Regions from separate parts of the Homo sapiens genome. Here all the other regions are linked to region 3. Evidence: chromatin contacts called from ENCODE Hi-C or POLR2A ChIA-PET data. All regions are on one chromosome and are shown on one strand. The core of a region is the stretch at or near the end of the contact, and the rest is flanking DNA. Distances in the headings are between cores, read along the strand shown. Region 1 holds the start of LSM5 (LSM5 homolog, U6 small nuclear RNA and mRNA degradation associated). Region 2 holds the start of TBRG4 (transforming growth factor beta regulator 4). Region 3 holds the start of CDK13-DT (CDK13 divergent transcript).

What was found. Hi-C counts contacts between places; a loop is a spot of excess contacts on that map. ChIA-PET counts read pairs that join two places held with the same protein, here RNA polymerase II (POLR2A). Pooled maps may share reads with other maps.
Region 1: a map of CD4-positive, alpha-beta T cell shows a loop between it and region 3 (20-fold over the local background). The contact joins the promoter of LSM5 here to the promoter of CDK13-DT in region 3. A Hi-C loop is called at or near these places in 3 of 168 maps with a recorded cell type or tissue (CD4-positive, alpha-beta T cell, CD8-positive, alpha-beta T cell and naive thymus-derived CD4-positive, alpha-beta T cell) and 8 of 50 pooled maps. POLR2A ChIA-PET finds 5 or more read pairs at or near these places in 1 of 52 experiments (activated B cell).
Region 2: a pooled map shows a loop between it and region 3 (32-fold over the local background). The contact joins the promoter of TBRG4 here to the promoter of CDK13-DT in region 3. A Hi-C loop is called at or near these places in 7 of 50 pooled maps.

What each region holds. Positions count from the first base shown.
Region 1 is chr7:32,488,129-32,492,626 of GRCh38, reverse strand. It overlaps LSM5 (LSM5 homolog, U6 small nuclear RNA and mRNA degradation associated), which reads left to right and starts at 2,247. Exons shown (of 5, transcript NM_012322.3): 1 at 2,247-2,307; 2 at 3,283-3,378; 3 at 3,975-4,002. The coding sequence starts at 2,262. RefSeq lists an enhancer at 2,295-2,344.
Region 2 is chr7:45,110,424-45,114,387 of GRCh38, reverse strand. It overlaps TBRG4 (transforming growth factor beta regulator 4), which reads left to right and starts at 2,691. Exons shown (of 11, transcript NM_004749.4): 1 at 2,691-2,745. RefSeq lists enhancers at 2,164-2,919, 2,283-2,992.
Region 3 is chr7:39,946,344-39,950,723 of GRCh38, reverse strand. CDK13-DT (CDK13 divergent transcript) reads left to right here and starts at 1,305. Exons shown (of 1, transcript NR_158201.1): 1 at 1,305-3,203. It overlaps CDK13 (cyclin dependent kinase 13), which reads right to left and starts at 468. Exons shown (of 14, transcript NM_003718.5): 1 at 1-468. The coding sequence starts at 82. RefSeq lists enhancers at 401-680, 181-1,099, 1,151-1,400, 1,471-1,600, 1,861-1,910 and 3 more and a silencer at 681-910.

The sequences.
Region 1 (4,498 bases), core at 998-3,497, 7.5 Mb after region 3:
ATATATCGTTCCTTTTTTCAGATTCTAAAGAGATTTTCTTTATTCTTTATTAGTGGCATTCAAAATTGCTAATGTTTATTCTGTTTTTTTTTTGTTGTTGTTGTTTTGAGATGGAGTCTCACTCCGTCGCCAGGCTGGAGTGCAGTGGCACGATTGGCTCACTGCAACCTCTGCCTCCCAGGTTCAAGCGATTCTCCTGCCTCAGCCTCCTGAGTACCTGGGACTACAGGCGTGTGCCACCACACCTAGCTAATTTTTGTATTCTTAGTAGAGATGGGGTTTCACCATGTTGGCCAGGATGGTCTTCATGTCTTGACCTCGTGATCCGCCCACCTCGGCCCCCAAAGTGTTGGGATTATAGGCGTGAGCCACTGTGCCCAGCCTATTTTTCTAATTTTTAAAAACTCTATCAAATAACAACAATGTTTTGAATTCTCCCATACTGTCAGTATGGTATGGGGAAAATAAAATAGGAATAGAAAAGGAAAACCAGGAAAAGAGGTGGTTTTCAACCAAATGAGGATTGGACAAAAAGAAAAAAAGAGAAAGAGAAAGAAAGAAGCGTCACAAACAAATCTGGCATTACTTCGTATTTAAAATCTTATGAAGAGTAAGGAGAATGTTGATGGGTGTGAATGAAATAGTGAGAATCAATTTAAAGAATATTCATTAGGCGCCCTACAGTGTGCCTGAAAATGTAGTGTGCACAGTGTATAAAATAAGAAATTGCTTCCTTAAAGTGGCTTATGTCTGGTTATAAAAATAAGATGAATGCAAAACCAGCTAGCAATGCTAGCTTTATGTAGCTTCACTCTGAGCCAGACATCATGTATTAGAAAACAAGGATAAGTAATAACAGCTCATGTTTAAAAGGGCTATGTGCCAGGTCCTATGCTGACCACTTTTCATAGATTATCTCAATTAATCTTCACATTAATCTTATGAGTAGATACTGTTGTCCCCATTTTTTCCAATGGGTATATTGAGACTTAAAAAGTTAAAATAACTTGCCCATTGTCAAATAACTGACCATGGAATTTGAACCAAAGTCATTTAATTCAAAATGAAGAAATTTAATCACGTAAACTACTGCTTCCCATAATTCTCAGCCTTGAGGAACTCAGTCTATGAAGGAATGATGGGTGCTTAATGACCATTTGTTGTATGAATGAATGACGTTCTTTGTGGCCGCTCATGTTTATTGTTTAGCTTTTTTTTTTTTTTTTTTTGAGATGGAGTTTCGCTCTTGTTGTTCAGGCTGGAGTGCAGTTGCATGATCTAGGCTCACTGCAACCGCTGCCTCTCGGGTTCAAGCAGTTCTCCTGCCTCTGCCTCCCGAGTAGCTGGGACTACAGGCGCACGCCACCACGCCCAGCTAATTTTTGTATTTTTAGTAGAGACGGGGTTTCACCCATGTTGGCCAGGCTGGTCTCGAACTCCTGACCTCAGGTGATCCGCCCGCCTCGGCCTTCCAAAGTGCTGGGATTACAGTCGTTACCACTGCGCCTGACCTAGACTGTTCAGGTTTAAGTTCCTAGGATACAAATATAAAACAGACTAGGGCCGATACTTTGCTGTTTTCAACACAGAAGTGGAAAGCATGATTTTACACTTCTGGAATAATTTAGAGTGACATCTGGTGGTTGCCTGTGAGACAAGAATTGTTGAAGAAACTGAATTTAAAAGCCTATAATAAATAAGACTACCAGACATAAAAAGATAAGAACGATGAATTAAAGTAGTAAAAAGTTTAAAAAACATATCTTAAATCCTCACTAAAGAAAAATTTTAAAAAATGCTAGTTGCAGATTTTCAATCCACTGGACTTTAAAAAGAAACAATAGATTCCTTAATGAGTAGTTGTAACGAAAATTGTAACAGTTAATTGATGGCAGGAAATACGAATTGATTTATACTGGTTTGAAGATTCTGGCTTGAGAGGAAATGCAACTTTACGGGGGAAGAAGACTCAAACGTTACAGGAACAATTTATTCACAAGGCAAAATATCTTCAACGTCTCTCCAAAACTTCAAGGGCATTATGGGTATCTGCCGAGATGGTAAAATGTCCAGTGGGCAGGAAATATTTCACCGGATCTCACTTGCCGGGGAAAAAAGCCAGTGAACGCGACCCACGCAGCTGACTAGATCGTGCGCTCGGCCTCAGATTGGTCGAGCCTGTTTGGGCTGCGGAAAAAGCGGAAGCGCGCTTTTCAAAGTCGTCCCACCATCAATGAAGGCAGGCCACTTCCGGCGTAGCCATGGCGGCTAACGCTACTACCAACCCGTCGCAGCTGCTGCCCTTAGGTAATCGCCGTCCTTTGGGGAGCAGGAACAGGGAGCTGACATTCAGGATTGGGGGCCGAGGGGCTGTTCCGAGGCAGGCCCTGGCCGAGTGTGGGGAAATGTATAAGACCAAATGCGGTTCGACTCTGAGCTCCAAGTCTTCGCGACAGCAGGCCGCACCTGCTCTTTAACGTGGTCGGGCTCCTCCAGGCAAGGACTTTGACTTCTCAAACCAGACCTTCACTGGAAAAGGTCCACATTTAGTGAACGCGTCGTCGGCCTACTTTGTTGTGAGCCCGCCTCTGCAGTGTTATAGGTAGTAGGCCTACTTCTCAGCCTGGCGTTTACGATCCCCAGATTAGATAGACCATGTTATGTATGTGGTTGGTTAGTGACACTAACACCCTGGTCCGGAATGAGCCTTAAATGAGGAATCTGGAAACCAGCTCTGTTTGTTATTTATTCATTCAATAAGTAGTAACTGAGTATCTATACACTAGATACCGTGCCTGGGCATTTTTCAATGATAAACCATAGCCATTGCCTTCAAATAGCACACAAGCCAGTGGAGGAGAGAACACTGGACAAGTAGACATCATGCCACATAATGCTAGGCTAGCTAAAGAGATGTTCAAGCTACCGTCAGAGCACAGAGGATAGACAGAGTTGGGAAAGGGAAGCAGTGACCGGAGAGTTTCCGGTGAATATAATTATACCTATCTCCTCTTATATTTTTGTAGTTGGTGAAGAGTGATTGAACTAGTGGTCGTGGCCGTGATTGAAAAGTTTTCATTCCTTCATGCCACAGACTCTTTTGGAAGGCTCATTATGTGCCAGATGCTGTGCTTGAACTGAGATTTGTATTATAAGACCTAAAGTTATTGAATGAATGTTTTTCCTGGTTTTTCTTTCACTATATGCAAGTAAGAGTGCCAGTAGGCACTCAAATATTTGTTGAAATAATGAATGGTAAAATAATATTTTTTCCCTCCTCAGAGCTTGTGGACAAATGTATAGGATCAAGAATTCACATCGTGATGAAGAGTGATAAGGAAATTGTTGGTACTCTTCTAGGATTTGATGACTTTGTCAGTATCCTTTTAAAAGGTGGTGGTGGTATAGGTTTTTCTTAAGTAATAACATAAGAACTATAGACAATCAGTATATTTGTGATTATTATAATAAAAATCAGTTCATTCTCAGGGAACTTATGATAATGTTTTAAGAGGTATGTATTGAAAGACGGTAAAGTTCCTATCAACAACAAGCATTTTGAATTTGAGCCATTGTATTAAACATTGTAATTAAAACTGAACAGGCGAGCCCAGTGGCTCACGCCTATAATCCCAGCGCTTTGGGAGGGCGAGGTGGGTGGATCGCTTGAGCCCAGGAGTTTGAGACCAGCCTGGGCAAGATGATGAAACCCTGTCTCCACAAAAATTACAAAAATTAGCTGGGCATGGTGATGTACACCTGTGGGTCCAGCTAATCTCCGGGGCTAAGGCAGGAGGATCCTTTAAGCCTAAAAGGTGGAGGCTGCAGTGAGGTGTGATTGTACCACTGCACTTAAGCCTGGATGACAGAGCGAGACTTTGTCTCAAAACAAAAACAAAAACAAAAAACAAAAGCTGAACAAAGGCAGAAGCTAGAGTAAATTCTGTATTTATTTTCTTAACACCAAATTTCAGATATGGTACTGGAAGATGTCACTGAGTTGTGAGTAGTGTTAAAGAATTGGGGGGAATCTCTTCTTAATTAAAGACAGTTTTACTACTTTTGAGTAAAATTATTTATGAGAAAACATTACCTCTTGGTGGAATAACGTTAAAGATAGACGTTTTATCTGTTTGCTTGTAAAATTGGATCAGAGTGTTATTACCTTAATGTAATTATTAGTAAACGCCTAGAATATTAGTGGAGACACAGTTTTAAGGTAGAAGATAACAAAAAGAGCCAGGAATTTTAGGGTTCAGGTCAAATAAAGGAACTGATAGTAAGAGCATTTAGGCTGGACATGGTGGCTCATTCCTGTAATCCTAGCACTTTGGAAGGCCAAAGGAGGAGGATTAAGCCTGGGAGTTTGAGACCAGCCTGGGCAACAAAGGGAGACCCCTGTCTCTATAAAAAATTTAAAAATTAGCTGGTTATAGTAGGGGGCAGCTGTAGTCCTAGCTGCTCTGGAGGGTGAGGATCCCTTGAGCCCAGGAGTTCT
Region 2 (3,964 bases), core at 1,442-3,941, 5.2 Mb before region 3:
CAAACTAACACAGGAACAGAAAACCAAACACTGCATGTTCTCACTTATAGGTGGGAGCTGAACAATGAGAACACATGGACACAGGGAGGGGTACAACACACACTGGGGTCTGTCCATGGGACAGGGGGAAGGGAGAGCACCAGGATAAGTAGCCAATGCATGCAGGGCTTAATACCTAGGTGATGAGTTGATAGGTGCAGCAAACCACCACGGCACACGTTTACCTATATAACAAACCTGCACGTCCTGCACATGTATCCTGGAACTTTAAATTAAATTAAAATACACATACACAAATGAAAAACATCAGGATAGCAATTAGCTGGGGTGGAGGGATAAGAAAGAAGAGGAAACTCTCAGAAAATTGCAACAATATTGGTAATATTCTATTTCTTAAGTGGAGTAATGGGTTCACGGGTTTCTTTTCATAATTCTGCTTTGTAACTTGAGCATATTTAAATTTATATATACACTATATATATTATGTATATGTAGCAAACATTTTATAAATACAAATGATATTATCTTTATAAAATGCCTTAATGAAAACCTAAAGAAAAAAGTTACAAGGGTTTTAGAAGCTCTATGCAGAGACCACATATATATTTCTTAAGTCACAGGTGGCTTTTAGTATACTCAGTGTTGTGCAACCATCCCTATTATCCAATTCCAGGACACTTTTACCATCTCAAAAAGAAACCTCAAACCCATCAGAAGTCACTCCCTATTCTCCCCACCTCAACATCACATAGGTGACTCTATCAATTCACCTACTCTGGACATTGCAAATATAAATGGAACTATACAATATGTGGCCTCATGTGTCTAACTTCTTTCCCTTAGCATGTTTTCAAGGTTCTTTCCTCAACAAAACTCCATTAGTTTGTCTAAAGCTTTTCTTTTAACAGATCTATAAATCTGTTGTAATATTGTCTTTTGACAGACAACTTGTGAAGGATTTGGAGTAGAATTTGTGATAAATACATGGAATCTTAATTAACTGTTAACAGAAAAATCAAACTCTGTAAATTACTTAAAGAGGTTTATTCAGGGCCAATGAGTGACCACAGCCCCAGGAAAATACAAACCCAAAAAGCCTTAAGTGTTCCCGAGGCAGTCAGATTATAGTTTGGTTTTATACATTTCAGGGAGCCAGGGGTTACAGGCAAAGACATAAATCAATGTGTGGAAGGTATACACTGGTTTGGCTCCAAAAGACAGGATGTCTTGATGTGGGGGGTTTACAAGTTATATGTGGACTCAAATACATAGATATATACACGATATATGATTGATTGATAGATAGATAGATAGATCTCTTGGTAGGGGTAGATAGGGTCTCCCTATGTTGCCCAGGCTAGTCTTGAACTCTTGGCCTCAAGTGATCCTCCCACCTCAGCCAGCTTGACCAAGAGATTTTTTAATTTGCAACTGGTTAAAAGAGTGAGGCTCTGTGTAAAATTTGGAGTCAGCAGAAAAGAATGTTTAAGATAGTATGCCAGAATCAGCCACAATACACTGGGTCAAAAAAGACCTCTTCAGCAAGATTGATGGTCTGCAAGCTTGACTTAACCCTTGCCTTGCACGGCCTTAGGTCTTGTTTATAATTTGGTATCTTACTACCACAAAGTCTGTTAGTCTTATGATCTCTACTTTAACAAGGGGTGTTCAACCTCCCTTTCCAGAATGGCTGGGAACTCAGTTTTTAAGGTTTCTCTGGGGTCTCCTTGGCTAAGAGGAGGTCCGTTCAGTGCTTGGGGGGCTTACAATTTTATTTTTAGTTTACAAACACAAACAAACGTAATTATTTATTTTTATGTTTTTTGTTTTGTTTTTTGCGACAGAGTCTTGCTCTGTCAACCAGGCTGAGTGCAGTGGCAAGATCGCTGCTCACTGCAACCTCCACCTCCCGGATTCAAGCGATTCTCATGCCTCAGCCTCCCTAGTAGCTGGGACTACAGGTGCGCCCTACCACGCCCGGCTAATTTTTTTGTATTTTTAGTAGAGACGGGGTTTCGCCATGTTGGCCAAGCTGGTCTCGAACTCCTGAACTCAAGTGATCCGCCCACCGAGGCCTGGGATTACAGGCGTGAGCCACCGTGCGTAGCCAAGTAATTATTAACTCCACAGAAAATAAAAGGCTGTGCAGGAAGTAAAAATTAATCAAGTCCATATATAGACCTCAGATACATTTCGTTTGGGCTATCCTGCACTTTACTTTGTAATTAAACACCACTATTTAAAAATCAGGAAAATTGCACATAAAAATCCAGCTGCAAGTGGGCGCTCTGGAGTTCCCCAGTCTCCACTCACTCGTCCTCCCAGCCCCCACAGGCCTCAACGTCGCCTATCCCACTCCACCAGCCCAGTCTTCCACCGCCCTAGGAACTCTCCTACGCCTACGCAAGCAGGGAGGGATAGGGTGACAGCACCGACAACAAAGGGTCGTCTCCCGCACTCCGTATGAGGATGGCGTACTGGTCGGGGGGCAACCGAAGCCTTTCTTCCTAGGTTCTTTATCTTTTCTAAGTTTCCCATGACCTATCGCTCCGCTTGAGCCCTCAGCAAAGATGTCACCCGCCGAAAGGTGTGGCCGGAAGCTGGAGGCGTGGCTTCCGGACGTGCGGGGCGAGGCTCGTCTCGTTTCCGCCGGCGCTCCGAGTGACGTAGGGAAGCGCGCCGCGCACCTCATGGTTCCGGGGACAGTTAGGGCGGCGGATGGAGGTCAGCGGTGGTGCTCGCTGCGTAGGTCTTGTGGCACGGGGAGAAGGGGCGGCTGATCGTGGGTTTCGAGTGCACAACACAGGCGTGGCTGGGAAGGTCCTGGGATGCGGTGGAACTGGGGAGCAGGCTGGGACGCGGTGGGATGCCGTGGGCCTGGCCGTCTGCTCGTTCCGTGCTGGCTTGCCAGTGCGCACGCTTCCTCTCTAGCCCGCGCGGCCAGGCCTGGAAGACGCCGCCCCTGTTGACCGTCCATGACCCCAGCGAGCCAGTTTTCGTGACTTAGTGCAAGTTGTTTTCTCTCTGCATTTTAGAACTAAAGTTTTGGATTGCTGTTTGCCTAAACTCAAGTCTGGCTCCTGGGCTTCCGTTTACTCGGCTAAACTGCTCTTAGGGCTCTTAAAAAATTGGAAAGGCGGCCGGGCGCGGTGGCTCACTCCGGTAATCCCAGCACTTTGGGAGGCCGAGACGGGTGGATCACTTGAGGTCATGGTGAAACCCTGTCTCTACTAAAAATACAAAAATTAGCCAGGTGTGGTGGCGCGGGCCTGTAGTCCCAGCTATTTGGGAGGCTGAGGCAGGAGAATCGCTTGAATCCGGGAGGCTGAGGTTGCAGTGACTCGAGATCGCAGCATTGCACTCCAGTCTGGGCGACAGAGCGAGACTCCGTCTCAAAAAAATAAGTCGGAAAGATTTCTACACTGTGCTTAGGCTCAGGAAGTGGTAGATGTTGCGTTTGGGCAAATACTCCGACTCTCTGATCTCTCTCTCTTTTTTTTTTTCTTTAAGTGGAGTTAGACTAAGCTTTTTACAGCTGCTTTAATCCCCTCATATAAAAAGAAAATGTGCTGGCCATATACCAAGTTCCAGGAAGTGGAGAAAGATCAAACGTACATTCTGCTTTGGCAGAAATGAGGCCTAGGTGAACGTTTTATCTTGCCCTTGTCGCATGTCTTCCCTGGATCATGTAATCACCGTAGGGAGCTAGACTAGCTGATAGAATTTTTTTTCTTTTTTTTTTTTTTTGTGACAGAGTCTCGCTCTGCCACCCAGGCTGGAGTGCAGTGGCGCGATCTCGGCTCACTTCAAGCTCTGCCTCACCCTCCCTAGTAGCTGGGACTACAGGTGCCCGCCACCACGCCCGGCTAATTTTTTTGTATTTTTAGTAGAGACGGTGTTTCACCGTGTTAGCCAGGATGGTCTCGATCTCCTGACCTCGTGATCTGCCCGCCTCAGCCTCCCA
Region 3 (4,380 bases), core at 56-2,555:
GCTTGCGGCGTTCCTCCAACTTCTTCTCCGCCCAGCTCAGGCCCCCGCCTCCCCCCAGCGCCGTGTCCGAGCTGCTCGGCATCGCCTAGAGCCAGCCGCAGAGCGCGGCGCGGGTGCGGCCTCCTCCCGGGTCAGATCCTGGCCATCTCCCCCGCCGGAAACGGGAGCGGCGGCGGAGGGACACCGAGCACCAGAGCCGGCCGGGAAAAGCGCCACGATAATCCGGGTCGGGACTCGGGTCCCTGGGTTCCAGGTCACAGTGGGGTACGCAGCAGCCTCCGGGCCCCAGGGAAGCAGGAATCCGGGCGGCGGAGCTCCCGATTGCGCTCGTCGTCCTATCCTCGGCAGCGAAAACACCAGATGCGCCGGGCGCTGACCTGCGGGGGAGTCCCGAGTCCTCCAAGTGCCCCCGGGGGTGGGGGAGCGGCCTTGGCCGCGCTCTCGGCTCGGGCAGCGCAACGCGGAAGTACCACCTTCGTCGCCGCTTCACTCCATCGCGCCCTGACGTTGGGTGCAAGTTCAGGGGAGGGGAGTGGGCGAGACAACAACACGCCTCCACCGCCTCCTCCTCGGCGTCGACGTCGTCCTCCTGTGGTGGCGGCGACACACCGCAGGCGCCTCGGAAGTGGCCTGGGCCTGACAACAACTCCCGGCCTAGGGCCTCGCGCACTCTGCGGCCCGCGGGGCTGGGCAGCGGGGCGGGGCGAGGCGGGGGCGACCGGGCTGCGGCTCTCGGTTGGGGCAGCGACTGTGCGGGGCTGGGCGGGGGGCTATTTCCGGGGAGATGGGGGCAGGGGCGTTTCTGAGTCTGTGGCGGTAGGTACGGGCCCTGACTTTCTTCTTCTTTCGCCGCCGCCGCCGCCGCCAGCAGAGGTGGCGGAGCTACCCCTTTCCTCCGCTCCCCCCCTCCACGAGGAGGCTCCTGGTGTGCGCGGCCTGCCCCGGCTCGCTCCTCCCCTTCCCTCTCCGCTCCTCGTCAGGAGGAGGGAGAGCAACGGGACTTGCTGGTTGGGCCCTAACCTCCACAACCCCTCCTTCTCGCCTCGCTCTTTCGGCTTTTCCCCTCAGCCCTGACGTACGACCGGGAGCGCGCCCGCAATTCACGCTCAGAGAAAGCCGAAGATGAGAGGTGGCCGGGGCAAGAGAGGCGGGAACAAAGTTACCGCGCACTGGCGTGCTCGCTCCCGCCAGGGGCCGGCAGGCCGCACCGGAAGTGGCATGATGTAGAAACCGCTCGGCTTCCGGCGAGGGTGGGACTCCGTGTGAAGAAGGGTTAAAGAAAGGAGAGGATTCGTGTGCCGCCCACTGCTGTTGCTTGAGACTCTGCCCGTGGTGGCGCGCCTGTCGTGCTTGTTGCTTGCGTCCAGCGCGCAGTGCCGGTTCCGGCTCTGCAGACGCCGCACTGCCTGCCTGTTGAGCGAAAGGTCACAGTGAGAACAAGTGTTTCTGGAGACTGCGAGGGAAATAATGCTGTTGGTGGCCTTCTGGAGTAGGCAGTTACCCCCCGTGTACCTTCAGTCAAGCCCTGGGAGTGGAACAGCTGCGAAAGGAGAGAAAACACCCCGCAAAACAGGGTGGAGATGGCGTTGGTTTAACTTGTCTCACGTACGCCAAAGTTCGAGGCCCCATTTTTTTTTTTTTTTTTTTTGAGACTGAGTTTCGCTCTCGTTGCCCAGGCTGGAGTGCAATGGTGCGATCTCGGCTCACCGCAACTTCCGCGAGGCCCCTTCTTATCCTAAAAAACACACTTGGGAATCACAGCTCAAGCTTCGGTAACACTATTTACTTTAAAATAAAAATTTTTAAAGCTTTAAATCAATACAGGAAATAAGTGGAATGTTAAAAGGAACTACTGAAAATTCCAAATTCTCAGGAGGCTTGAAATAAAAACATCTTGTGCGAATGAGGACTGCCCTCTTAGTACTTCACCCACTTTCACCTTCATATCTAAACCTTTGGGGTTGCCAAACATAGCCATATAGTGACCTCACATCTCATTTCTTGCCTTAGAATTGCCCTTCAGTTACAGACTAAGCACTCGGGATAATTAGATTAAAATGTAAATGGCTTATTGGCTTTTAGAATGGTTGGAAACGCAAGCTAACCCTGTGCAGTGGCACACGCCTGTAGTCCCAGCTACTCCGGAGGCTGAGGCAGGAGGATCTCTGGAGCTCAAGAGTTCGAGGCTGGAGTGAGCCATGACCGTGCCACAGCACCCCAGCCTGGCCAATCAGCAGGGCGAGGCCCTGCCTCTAATAAAAGAAAAAGCTAAGCCGTCTGTTCAATGACTAAATGTAGTAACCCCTTTGAAAATTCATTTGTTCAGATCATCAGTTGGTTTAGTTCTTAAACACTTGGTATCTATCCATCGTTAATACCTTAGTGTAAATTATTTTAATCAGTTTGACATCACAGTATCACAGACTGGCCTGATTTAAGCTAAGATCAGACTTCACTGACCGAGTACAAAGGATGTTGGTTTGCTGAAGGATAAAGGAGGAGGCAAAGGAATAGGTAATCTTAAAGTCAGAGCATTTCCCAGGAGGGCAGGCCTGGGTGGGCAACACCATGGGATGGGCATTGGGAAACTGAATAGAAAAATAGGGGGCAGGGTTCCTAAAACAAATTTCTGGTTGACAGTATTGTTGAGTGAAGGTCCTGTAGCCAGCCTCCTACCAAAGACTGTTTAGCAAGTGGCTTTTTCAGAAACATGTAGGATCAACTTGTTCCATCGTCCTACGTTAGATAGACTGGAATAACAGAACAAAGAGAGCAAATAAGAGGTTTAGCTTGCAGCTCCCCTCGTGTACAACCAGTTCCACTTGAGAATGTCATCTTCTATCATATATTTTCAAAGAAAACTTGATCCATAGTAAATGGATAATTCCCATGTGTAAGTGTATTAAATGGAGAAGAAGGGAAAAAAAGTAAATGGATAGTTCCCAATCCAGGGTGCAAACAAAAAACATGTACTAAAATATTTTTACTGTGGTTCTACCACCCACGTTTCCTCAAAGATTCTACCTTTGGTGGGGGAGGTTGAATGAACATTTTGAGCTCAAGATACCTGCCCACGTGGTTGGAAACACTAATAACTAATAGGATTCAAACTCCAAAAAATGGGAAGGACCTTTGAATTAGAAGCCGTCTGTTTCTATAAGCCTGTCTGCTTGCCTGAATATTAAAGAGATTTGAAATTCCCATTTACGACTATATTTTTGTTTATTACTGCTTGTGTGTGGGGGGGTGGGGAGTTCGTGTTTTGTTTTGTTTTTGTTTTTGTTTTTTTTGAGACAGAGTTTTGCTCTTGTCGCCTAGGCTGGAGTGCAGGGGTGCAATCTTGGCTTACTGCAACCTCCGCCCCCCAGGTTCAAGCGATTCTCCTGCCTCAGCCTCCCGTGTAGCTGGGATTACAGTTGCCCGCCACCATGCCGAGCTAATTTTTTTGTATTTTTAGTAGAAACGGGGTTTTGTCATGTTGAGCAGGCTGGTCTCAAACTCCTGACCTCAGGTGATCCGCCCGCCTCGGCCTCCCAAAGTGCTGGGATGACAGGCGTGAGCCACTGCACCAGGCCCCAGACTCATCTTTTATGCAGTTCAGAGGCCCACAGTGTTAGCACTTTTTTTTCAGAAGTGCAATATTGCTTCTATGTGCTGGGGAGTGGGAATTCTTGCTGGTTCAGTAAAGCTGAGGGATACGTATTTATAAAACAGTAATGGTGGAGTAAACTTCTAGCTGTCTTCCTAAATGGATTTTCCCTTGATTACCTAAGTAACAGTATCCTGGGTTTGATGGGGGTAAATGTGCCTAGCTAAAAACTACATCTCCCAGTATTCCTTGCAGATAAGACGTGATCATTGGCTCCTGCCAATGAAGTGAAGTGGAAGTTGTTGGGCGAAGCTTATGGAAATGATTCTTAAAAAATGGAAGGTCAGGGCCGGGCCCGGTGGCTCACGCCTATAATTCCAGCACTTTGGGAGGTCGAGGCGGGCAGATCACCTGAAGTCGGGAGTTCAAGACCAGCCATGACCAACATGGAGAAACCCCGTCTCTACTAAAAATGCAAAATTAGCCCAGTGTGGTGGCGCATGCCTGTAATCCCAGCTACTCGGGAGGCTGAGGCAGGAGAATCGCTTGAACCCGGGAGGCAGAGGTTGCAGAGGCTGCGGTGAGCCCAGAGTGCACCATTGCACTCCACCCTGGGCAACGAGAGCGAAACTCCATCTCAAAAAAAAAAAGGAAGGTCAGTTTCGCTGACCTGTACCTTCTGCCCCTCACTCTTACTTCTTACTTTTCTCTACATCTGGAACTCAAATGCAATACTGGAGTTTGAGCAGCTGTCCCATGACAACAAAGGAATAAGCACAGGCTAAGGATGG